2 separate regions of the Mus musculus genome follow, and region 2 is linked to region 1. A link is a contact called in ENCODE Hi-C or POLR2A ChIA-PET data. All regions are on one chromosome and are shown on one strand. The core of a region is the stretch at or near the end of the contact, and the rest is flanking DNA. Distances in the headings are between cores, read along the strand shown. Region 1 holds the start of Arid5b (AT rich interactive domain 5B (MRF1-like)). Region 2 holds the start of 4930423B08Rik (a long non-coding RNA gene).

Region 1 (5,597 bases), core at 1,955-4,454:
ACCCTGCGCTGCTGGAGTTTGCCTCTATTCCCCTGGGTGTCGGTGTCTCAAGTCTTACATCTGCTCTGTGATTGATGGAGCCTGAATCCACGTTATTACTCTCTCACAAGCAGAAATCAAACAGGCTATTAACTACATTACTTCAAAGAACTGTTTCAATACAATCTCCTTATCTTAATTGAAACTTTCTTTGTATGGATAGTTGCTACACAGATAATTTACAGGTGTCTATCAAACATCACATTAAAGAGGTAAGAACAGATTTTTTTTGAGGTGGGGGGGGCACTAACACAGTGATCTGTGATTTTAAAGGCCTTTCTCAGTATCGGATAGGCCATTGATTTAGTAGATTTATGATGTTCATGGGAGTGGGGTTCGAGGTACTGGAGGAAGAGGGGGAGAAATTCAGTTTGAAGGTTTAGCAGGGATCTGATTATAAAAATGCAAATATTCAGAAATATTCAGAGCTGGGTTTGGAAGACCTTATCAGGGAGATTAAAGCAGCGCAGCCTAGTGTAGTGCCTACCTTCAAGAGACATAGAAGAAGGGTTCTAATTAGGTGAAGTCATTTACAGACACTTAAAGACTACCCAAGTTGCTCAAATGCTGTGGAAAGCTGTGTGTTTTTTAAGAGAGGTTTAATACACAATCCAGGGATGCCCTCAGGCACTGTGTCGAGGTTTCCTGCATAAATGCAGCCGCCTTGGTCAGGCAGGAAACTGACTCATAGATGATCTCAAAGAAAAATCTTGTCAAAATACAGCAACTCAAGTTTTTTTAATATATCATCTTTTGAATTGAATGTATATATTTACACTAACAGGACAGAGGCTACCAGAAGCCCGAGGCAGCTCATGAATATTTTTTTTAAATATGTAAAATGCCCTTCAGTCAAATCCATTCATATGTTAAAAATGAACAAAATGGGTTATTCTAATCAAACGTCTGCAGCGTGCACCATAAAGTTAAAAAGAGAGGGCGAAAGGGCTGTAATTTCTCTCTCTAACCCATGTTTATGAAATGGTAAGATCAGATGAAATTTCAAGGAAGATAATTAAGGAGTGATGTGCAGGTCATAATTTGGCTAATGCAAAAGATGGAAGACTGTAAATTGGTACACTGTCCTCCCCCACGGTGCAGAGTTGGAATATTACTTTAAATTATTAAAATAGCTTTTCGACAGCTTCCAGAATACGGGCTTTTTGGCATGGGCTTTTATTACTTATTGTAATTGGAGGATCTGCCATTTTCTTTCGTTTATCTCTGTGTATATAGAAACAAGATACATCTTGCCTTTTTTATGACTTCTCCATGTTCTGAATCAAAAAAATGTGTTTTAGATAATGTTAAGCGCCCTAATTCTTACTGCAGCGGAGGCAGACGTTATGGAAAAAAAGCGTCAAAACACACACAGAGGGTCCTTCCACCGCCAGATCACCGAAGATGAGGCGTTTGTGCTCTGCTGGGTGTATTAACTTCAGCCATGTGAATATAATTTTCATTAAAGTAATCCTGTCTCAACTCGATGCTGCGGGTAGAGGTGAAACGTTGCGAAAGCGTTAAAAATAGCTTGCTAGTAATTTCAACATCCTGTAATTTTATCGCGGATCGAGTTTCAACTGTCGTACTATACAAACCTTATCCCCCATATAGTACATGTTTACTTTTTTAGCCTGCCAGACCCACTCTGGAAAGATTGGTGCCAATATAATAAAATCGCTGGGGGGTTGGGGAGGGGTGCTGGAAAGAGTGGGAGGAGAGCCGGGAAGGGGTGGAGGAAGCGAGTACACCATTTTACATCAATGCTGCGAAAATGCAAGCGAGCCAGGCGGAGGACCGGCAGCTGGGTCGCAGCGAGCGAGGGTTTTGCAGTCCCTGCCTGTTCCTTGTTCTGTGGCTCTTAAGTTTCTCTGTTTGCATAATAGCCGTGCATGCAAACCGCGCAATGCTCCAGGGCTCCAGAACAATAAATATACACATTTAAAACCTTTATTGTCTTACGTTGTGTTAACCACCCCCCACCTCCGTTTCCAACAGCTTAATTTCTGATGGTATTTAACTAGTTTGCAAATGGATTATTTTTTTCAGTTTCAAACTATTACCGAGAAAGCTCCCCCTCCCTTTTGGGAGGAGGGGGGCACGGGAAGGATTGGGGGTGGGGTAGAAGTCGGTATATTATTCCTGTAGCGCCGGGTTATATAAACACATTATCATTTGAGAGAGCCCTTGGCGTCCATCAGCATTGTAAACACGTACGAGTGTATATACTTCAAAATTAAAGAATGCACACGCAGAACCCAGAGCCCGAATTCATATTCCGAGCAGACTCGCGGCTCGCATGTATTGATTTATCATGCATGGTTTATTGTTCCTCTCCCTAAATGTAGTTGCTGTCCGTTCAATATTGTTGCAAAATCACGAGACGTGTGTGTACTGCTCACTTGTCTTTCTGCTCTTCTTCTTCCTTTTTTTCCCCCCTGCTGAGTATTTTTTTTTTGCGAAGCGAACAAATGCATTAATATTTATATGTTTATATAATCGATAACCCACTTTTCCCTTCCGTGTAAATAGGCATCAGAAGATAATTTAACAGATTAGTTCTCTCAAACATGGCAGTGAGGAAACGTAATTTAACTATCAAACAAATCTACATGTCTAATAACAGCAAATCTGCTAAGGAGCATTAGAAAGAGGAGCGGCGCCCCGGAATCTCTGCAGGAAATGTTCTTTATATTAGACATATACAAGCAGGTCCTGTCAGATGCACAACGCAGCTCGAGAGACTTGGTCTGCTCCAAAAATCTCAACCGACGTTACCCACAGACACGAGGAACTGAGAAGAGAAAGATACCCTCATTACTTGGTTTTAGGATGGGTTTCAATTTTTTTTTACATCTTCCTGTCTGCTTTTTGCCTTGATCCATTCTCTTCCCGCCGAGGTCGGACTTAGCCCTTCTCCCTATTTCGAATTTGATCAACCCATCTTTGGCAGCAAACCCACATCTTTTTTACAGGAGATGAAAATTGAGTCTTCGAGGAAATATTAGGATATATTTTCAATCATTTTGGTGCTGAGGGGGAGGCTAGAGCTTAGTTTTATATTGAGACATCACGCCGGCTGCAAGCAGAGAATGCTTTCCCCTGCCAGGACCTGATGCAATCCATTCAAGCCAACAAGTTTGGAGAGAATGTTGAGTTCAATCAATTCAGAACGTCGAGATGGAGCCCAACTCACTCCAGGTATTTCGCTCTCCTCCGCTCCTGCGGTCCCGGCGCCCCCCGGCACCCCCCAGCCCCCCAGCTCACCCACCCCCTCACACCCCCTCACACCCCCCACAAACTTTTTACCAAACTTTTACCCTCTGCATCCCCCCAAAATCATTTTTATTGTTTTTTTTAAAAATCCCTGCGCTGATCATACCTACATAATGTAATTTTATCGCCTCATATGGGGAACTGGGGAGGGGTGGTGGGGACCCGGAGGGCTTTTTTTTTCTTTTCTTTTCTTTCTTTCTTTCTTTTCTTTTCTTTTTCTTTCTTTCTTTTTTTTTTTTTAAGGGAGGCAGAAAATTAGTGGGTTTTGTAATATTTTTTCACCCAGCGTTCTATCTGTGGGCCGGTCTGTATTGAGAGTCTTGTGTGTTAATGTGCCTGGGAATAGATATTTGTGCTTGATGGCTACATTATTTACGTGGTGCTTTTTTTTTTCTCTCTCTCTCTCTCCCTCTCTCTCCCCCTCCTGCAGTGGGTCGGCTCACCGTGTGGCTTGCACGGACCTTATATTTTTTATAAGGCTTTTCAATTCCACCTTGAAGGCAAACCAAGAATCTTGTCCCTTGGCGACTTTTTCTTTGTAAGATGTACGCCAAAGGATCCGATTTGCATAGCGGAGCTCCAGCTGTTGTGGGAAGAAAGGACCAGCCGGCAACTTTTATCCAGCTCGAAACTTTATTTCCTCCCCGAAGACACTCCCCAGGGCAGAAATAGCGACCATGGCGAGGTGGTAAACCTATCTCTCCCTCTCTTCCTTCTTTATTATCTACCCCCCCCCTCCAGTAATGCGTATTATAAGGCAAGCTTGAAAATACTGTATTCAGTTCTGCGGTGAGCAGGATCCGCTCGTTTTTTAAAGGGGTAGCGCCACTAACTGGGGCTGGAGTATTTTACCATTGTCAGAGTTTGGCTGTCAGCTTTACAAAGACCGTCCAACTGCTGATTTTAGTCAAGATCAAATAACTTGTCAAGAAGGGTTTTGTTCCAGGGTGTGTGTGTGTGTGTGTGTGTGTGTGTGTGTGTGTGTGTGTGTGTTCGTTTAGCTACCTCTTCTTGAAGATTAATATCTCATGCTTTAATATACATATTTTAATGTACATATTTTTTGCTTTTTAATTTTTTTAATTTTTTTACTTCATGCCTGGCTCCTGGGCTGGGTAGCTTTCTTTTAGTGGGTTTTGATATTGTTCACGTTTTTTTTTTTTCTTTTAAGTATTTGATATGTTTAAGAGGGCGGAAATTACGAAACGGAGGCAGAATGAGATCAAAAGCAATTGAGTTGGCAAAGGCGTGTTGACTGAAGTGATAAATGACAGGTACTGGGATAATACATTCAAATAACTTGCGCATCTGCCCGGGCGGATTTCAAAGCGGTCGTGTAACCGGCACAAACACGTTCGGCATTAAGAACTATCTCGCGCCCACTCCCCCTCCTCCCGGAGCCATTTGATGTTCTGGTTTCCAGTGACTCCACGCGAAGTGGACGTCTTCCAGTAGGGTGTGGGGCTGGGTGCAGGGGCCTCTGCGGTGAGGTGCGAGTCTGTGCGCGGGATGGACGCGGGGAGGACCCTGCGGCGCCGCCACCAGGCCACCTCCCTCGGGCTCTGTCACTGCGGGTGTGACCGCACCTCTATGGGCTCCCCGGGTCCGAGGGCCGAGCTTGGTGGAGTGATCGTTACCCCCCTACACACACACACTCACACACACACACACACACACACACACACACACACACACACACACACACACACGGGAACTATTTTGGGGAGTCTGCGCCCAGGGCGCGGTGGGAGGGAGGGCGCACGGCCCCCTGGCCAGGCTTTGTGTCTCCCGAGACAGAGCAGGGTGATCAGACTGAGACTTTTGAGGGCAGCTAGCTCGGCGCCAGGCTCGCGAGCTTTCGAGGTAGGTCTGTTGTTAAATGAATGGTTCGGTGCTGAACTCCTCCGGGGCCCTGGAGCTGCCAGCCCAGGCAGAAATTCCTGGAGCTGATGGAGTTGATTGCACTTTTGGCCTTGCTAGCTCACTCCCTCTCCCCCGGATCGAATTACCCCTCAGTGGTCCGCGGCTGGTTAATTAAGGGAGTTCGTCAGAACCTCGGCCCAGGAATCTGCCTTTTCGGAAATAAGCTCCGCCCTCCTCCCGGCACACACCCCTCCCCCGCCCTCCCCGAAAAGCCTAGGGTGTAAGCATTCGGCTTTCCGGGCTCCGCCTGCAGCCTGACTAAGGTGGTGTGTGGATGCAGAGTGGGACCCCTGCAGCCCACCAACAGGTTGAGCGCCTTCCTCCCCACCCCCCTGGGCTCAAGCCCCTCCCCCGACCCA
Region 2 (5,597 bases), core at 1,351-3,850, 1.0 Mb before region 1:
ATCGGGCTGGAGAGGTGGCTCAGTGGTTAAGAGCACCGACTGCTCTTCCGAAGGTTCTGAGTTCAAATCCCAGCAACCACATGGTGGCTCACAACCATCTGTAATGAGATCTCATGCACTCTTCTGGTGTGTCTGAAGACAGCTACAGTGTACTTAGATATAATAATAAATTAATCTTAAAAAAAAAAAAGAGATGTTTGATCAAGAATTTTAAGATGAAACATTGAATTCACCGCTATGTCTTTTGAGTGGAATATGAAATGCATATTGCATGGTTGTATTTACTCTCCGTTCTTCTATGATGTTAACGATTTCTTACAAAAGGCCGTGGCCACTAATTTTTTTTTTTTGTTTTGTTTTGTTTTTTTTTTTGTTTTTTTTTGTTTTTTTTTTTTTGTTTTTGTTTTTGTTTTTCGAGACAGGCTTTCTCTGTATAGCCATGGCTGTCCTGGAACTCAAAAATTCACCTGCCTCTGCTTCCCACGTACTGGGATTAAAGGCGTGTACCACCACGCCCGGCCCGTGGTCACTTCTGAGTCCAAAGTTAAGTTATACCTGGACAGAAACAGAACATTTCCTGTTCTACTATCTCAAAACCAGAAAGAATCTTCTGTGTTTGTTAAAGAAAGTTTGCAGAGGAATATAAAGGAAAAAAAGAAAGAAGAATAATTCTACCACCAAACCTGTTGATGGATATTTTATAGCAGATTCGATGACTACTATATAATAAATGTAAGTGTCCCAATAAAACACAAAACGATATATATATTAGAAAAGTGAGAGTTTGGTAGATGGCCATAGGTGCCTGTAGCTCTGAGTTCATTGGTGGCAGCAATGGGGTATGCTGATGTAATTTAATTTAACCAATTTTTAATTTCCTCTGCTAAGTATGTAAATGTTTTATTCTTAATTATATATGCGCACTATGTATTTATATTTTAAGAAATGTTTGTGTTTTAATTATGTGCGGGTATCTCTGTGTGGGTATGTGAATGTGAGCACAATATTCTGAAGGCCAGGAGAGGGCGTGGCTGAAGGCCAGGAGAGGGTGTGGCCCCTCTGGGGGGCTGGAGTTATAGGTCTTTTAAGATGATAGGTTTAAGTACACTGTAGCTGTCCTCAGATACTCCAGAAGAGGGCATCAGATTTCGTTATGGATGGTTGTGAGCCACCATGTGGTTGCTGGGATTTGAACTTGGGACCTTCGGAAGAGCAGTCAGTGCTCTTAACCACTGAGCCATCTCGCCAGCCCCGAGTTATAGGTCTTTGTGAGCCACTGGATGCTGGGACTTGAACTCAGGTCCTCTTCAAGAGCAGCCTGTGCTCTGCTCTTAACTGCTAAGCTGTCTCTCCAACCCTTGTATTTGAAATTTTTGAAACGGGATCTCATGCTGAAGTCCAGGAAGGCCCAGCACTCAAAATATAATTGCAATGCTGAGATGATAGGTGTAAGTCTCCAGCCTGGCTTTCTGTTTTATTTTTTTAAGAGTAGAGTAGACGCTTTGTGAGGAATGATGTCACGTCTCTTCATTGTACTCGAATAATCATGCACTACTTAATAACAGCAATTTCTCGCACTTGCGGCTAGTTTTGCTCTCTTGCGTGTTCCTTTGAGGGGAGCTGTAGTAGTCTCATCTGTGATGGAGAGTTTGGGGAAGGGAATTATTTTGTGGATTTTATTATTGTTTTTAAGGCTTTCATTCCATAACCCAGGCTAGGCTTGAAATTATGATCTTTCTGCTTCAGCTCCGTAAGAGTCCGGGGATTACTGGTTTGAGTGGCCACACCTGCCTAAGAATGACATCTTAGCTGTGGTTTTCCTGTGGGCTAACAATGACTTTATATATCCAGCCATCCATTCATCCTTAAATAGTCACCATTGGTGACCCAGCACACCCCTTGGGGCTGTTCTGCTAGCTTTAACAGAAAACAAGATAAATAAAACATTTTATTCCACCCCACAGCTTTCGTCGTCTGGTTACCCTGGCAACAGACTTGGAGTCTGCACTGTCAGATAACACACAGTCCACACTTGCAACCTGGACAGGACCTGGAGATAGCTCAGCGAAAGGTGTTGCCTGAGTGTAAGCTACCCAAGAGGTTTCCATTATTCCTTGAAACCAGTCATGTCTCCACAAACAAGGTTTCCACCCCAGAAAGCTGAGGCTCCAGGGCTTAAATGAATAGCATCCCGCAAGGGGTATGAAAGACAATCTAAATGTTATAAGGAGAAATGTCACGTTTTCATTAACTTTTATGTATAGATTTAATCCCTCTCTTATTAGGGTTATGTTTAAATCATGCTAGGATTATTGGCAGCACAGTGTAAATGTATCTGTCTTATGAATGAACACACATGTTGAGTGTCGTGGAGCGCTCAGAGTTTACCAATCCTGTCCTGCATCTTTGCTGAGCCACACATAATGCCCTGCGACAGGCTTACCGGGCCAGCTTTCCAAAGCCAGTGAGGTCTGTTTGGATCTGATGACTGAGAAGAGAATTGCTCATGATTTATGATGATAACATTTGAGGCAGGTGAGCGGACCCTCCACGACGGCCTGATACACCTTGTTGAGGGTTGGCTAATTGCTGCAAGGCATGATGGGAAATACCTCACAATGGGCGTGTCTTCCTTTTTTTTTTTTTTTTTTTTCTGTAGTCATAGCACTGGGCCATAAAAAGACAGCTTAGTGACTGAATACAGATAGTCATCCAGGGACCAAGATGGCTGGCGATGCTTGTGGCTTCCGCAACTGGTCCAGGCTCTATCCAGAAGGTAACTGAAATCTCGGTGAGGTGGCACAGGCCTGTATGACTAGCAAGGCAGGAGCATAATGAATTCCAAGCCAACATGAGCTCTGTTTTCAAACAAACGATCTGAAGACAATAACACGCGAAGCTCAGAGAGGAGAAGACAGCTTAAACACGTGGTGGCCAGGTCTGTCTGAGTGTCTCACCTTCAGTTCCAGTCAAAGGTGTTGCAAGTAGCTTTTGCTACCCTGCCCAGGATCCGGGAATGGGCAGCGCTACCAGCCCCCACCCAGCTTCCCAGGAATCCACAGATAAAAGACACAGACACACAGTTGTTCAATTTCAATCTGCCTTTTGATACAATTGCTGGGCGATACTATCTCCCGCCAGGAAAAGCTTGCCCTCATCAATATTCTTATCTCCGCACTTCTCCACCTGCCCTCAGATTTAGTAGCTCAGTTACATCCTACTTAATCACTTCCGACTTCCCTGCCTGTGGGAGTGGTCACATACGGCTGCTCCACCCAAGATCTCACGGGGCTGGTCACCTTTTCTTCATCAGAAGCACCAGGAACTCTGGTCTCTCCTTGCCTCTCGGGACCTGGAAGTCCTGCCTATCTCTCCTGCCCAGTGATTGGCCCATGGCGTCTTTACTGAGAGACCAAGAACCAATTGGGGGAACAGGACCACCCATACACAAAGGTTCTGTTGCCAGAATATAACAGGTAACCCTGCTTGTTAGCAGGAAGCCGGAGAAGAGGGCTGGCTGCAGGCTGGCCGTGGAGAGGCCTTTGGATGCTTTTTTGGTTCACGGGGGAAATGACTTTCCAAGCCTCAGTTTGCCTGCTATTGAGAATTGGTTTGCTCCCTTTTTCACGACATCTGGTTACTATGCCATTTTACCCAAGACAGTAAACCTAACAGTAACATGGTGCCTGGCCTGGGGGCTTATTGTTTCTATGGAGAGTCAGTTTCTCACCTCAAGGGTTGATATATCAGATATCCTGCATCTCAGATATGTACATTATGATTCGCAACAGTAGCAACATTACAGTTATGAAATAGCAATGAAATAATTTAATGTTAGGGGGTTACCAAGACATGAGGACTGTATCAAAGGGTCTCAGCGTTAGGAAGACTGAGCTCCAATGTCTTAGAGGGTCCCAGGTGACCTCCAGGTTTCCCCTGGAGGGACCACTGAAGGTGGCCTTTTTGGAACCAGACCCTTGAATGCAGTCTAGGCCTATGACTGAGTGTCCCCCCACTGTCCTCAGAGCCAGTGTGCATAGGCCTTCCCACTTGATCAGGGGAAATTCGGAGAGTTTTACAAACAAGAATACATCTGCTGAACTGGCTCACTCCCTATTTGGAAAGACTGCAGCAATTCCTTGGCAGAAAGGATCCTGGCAACCTGCCTCAAACAGAGGCCAATAGATGGTCTGGGCCCATGCAGGGAGCCTGGCATCTTTTGGATAAAGTAATACACAGGGCATGACTGTTTCCATTTCCAAACAGCTTAACCCTGAGTGATGGAGACAGTTGTGTCCTGTGAACCTTCTATTGCAAAACCCTCATGTGATGCCGCCTGCTGTTTATAGCCTTCCATTGTGTGGAGCTCTGGTCCGTGACAGGGCTGCAGTGTCCTTCTCAGGAGCACACCAAGATGACTTTGTACTTATACCAAGTGTATTTATACATCATCTTTCAAAACTATTTTTATTACCTAAACTATAATAAATTTTGGCATCTACCATACTCTGAAGTTCATTATTTAGTTCTTCATCTACCTGTGTGATGGTTTGTATATCCTTGTTCGCCTACCTGTCCACTCCCTCACCTATTCATCTGTCTATTCACACATCTATATACCAATATACTCCACCATCCATCCATCTACCCACTCATCCATCCATCTATCCATCTACCCACGTAACCATCCATCTACTCACTCATCCATTCATACATCCACTCATTCATCCATCCATCTATCCATCTACCCACTCATCCATACACCTACCCACCCCCCACCCACCCATCCATCCACCCACCTACCCACCCATCCTTCTATCCATCCATGCAACCATGCATCCACCCACCCACCTATCCTATCCATCCATGCATGCATCCATCCATCCAACTTGTAATTGGTGAGTAGCATCTATCAGAAACTAGAGATATAAAGTTAAGCAAAACCACACTTAGAGTAGAGGTGAGCATGGGAGTATTTATTCTTTGACCCTCTCCTAGATCAGAAGTTCTAGGCACAATGTGTTTACCTTCCCAAACTCCAAGAAAGGGTCACTCGAAAGCCCAGATTAAGGCATGGGAATTTCTAGACCCCGAAACCATAAGACCAAACATCCCAGAGACTAGGTGTCTTAGGGTTTCTATTGCCTCAAAAAGACACCATGACCATGGCAACCCTTTTTTTTTTCCCCCCCAAAAGGAGCTCTGGCAAAGTTCTATTAAAGGAAAACTTTCTTGTTTACTTCTCACCAGTCTGTTCTGGCATGCTTCTAATAATATCAGAATCACCTGGGTCAATGATAGCCAGTGTGCATACTCTGTAGTGTTTTCCACACGCGGTGCCCAGTTCAATATTATTGCCCCTGTAGTGATGGACGCCAGTTTTAGCCAACATGGCATAGTACTCTATTTCAGATTTCCTCAAAGCTGGGCAGCTGTTGGCGAGGATAACCAACTTCAATTTGCCTTGTCTGATCATCTTAAGTGTCTGTTTGTACCCCAGCATGTACTTCTCACTTTTCACAACAAGTTGGAGCCTAGAGTTGATCGACTCCAGAGACTTTTTTGTCTTTTTTGAGGCCACCATCTTCCTGCCTTAG

What was found. A loop is a pair of places that touch in the nucleus more often than their neighbours do. ChIA-PET counts read pairs that join two places held with the same protein, here RNA polymerase II (POLR2A).
Region 2: a loop to region 1 is called in a map of v-Abl transformed pro-B cells, with 5 times the contacts of the local background. The contact joins the promoter of 4930423B08Rik here to the promoter of Arid5b in region 1. A Hi-C loop is called at or near these places in 1 of 37 maps with a recorded cell type or tissue (v-Abl transformed pro-B cells). POLR2A ChIA-PET finds 5 or more read pairs at or near these places in 1 of 5 experiments (Patski).

What each region holds. Positions count from the first base shown.
Region 1 is chr10:68,276,333-68,281,929 of GRCm38, reverse strand. Arid5b (AT rich interactive domain 5B (MRF1-like)) reads left to right here and starts at 3,204. Exons shown (of 10, transcript NM_023598.2): 1 at 3,204-3,240; 2 at 3,746-4,000. The coding sequence starts at 3,220.
Region 2 is chr10:69,325,264-69,330,860 of GRCm38, reverse strand. 4930423B08Rik (a long non-coding RNA gene) reads left to right here and starts at 2,600. Exons shown (of 2, transcript XR_380547.3): 1 at 2,600-2,776; 2 at 4,267-4,506. It also overlaps the pseudogene Rpl30-ps7.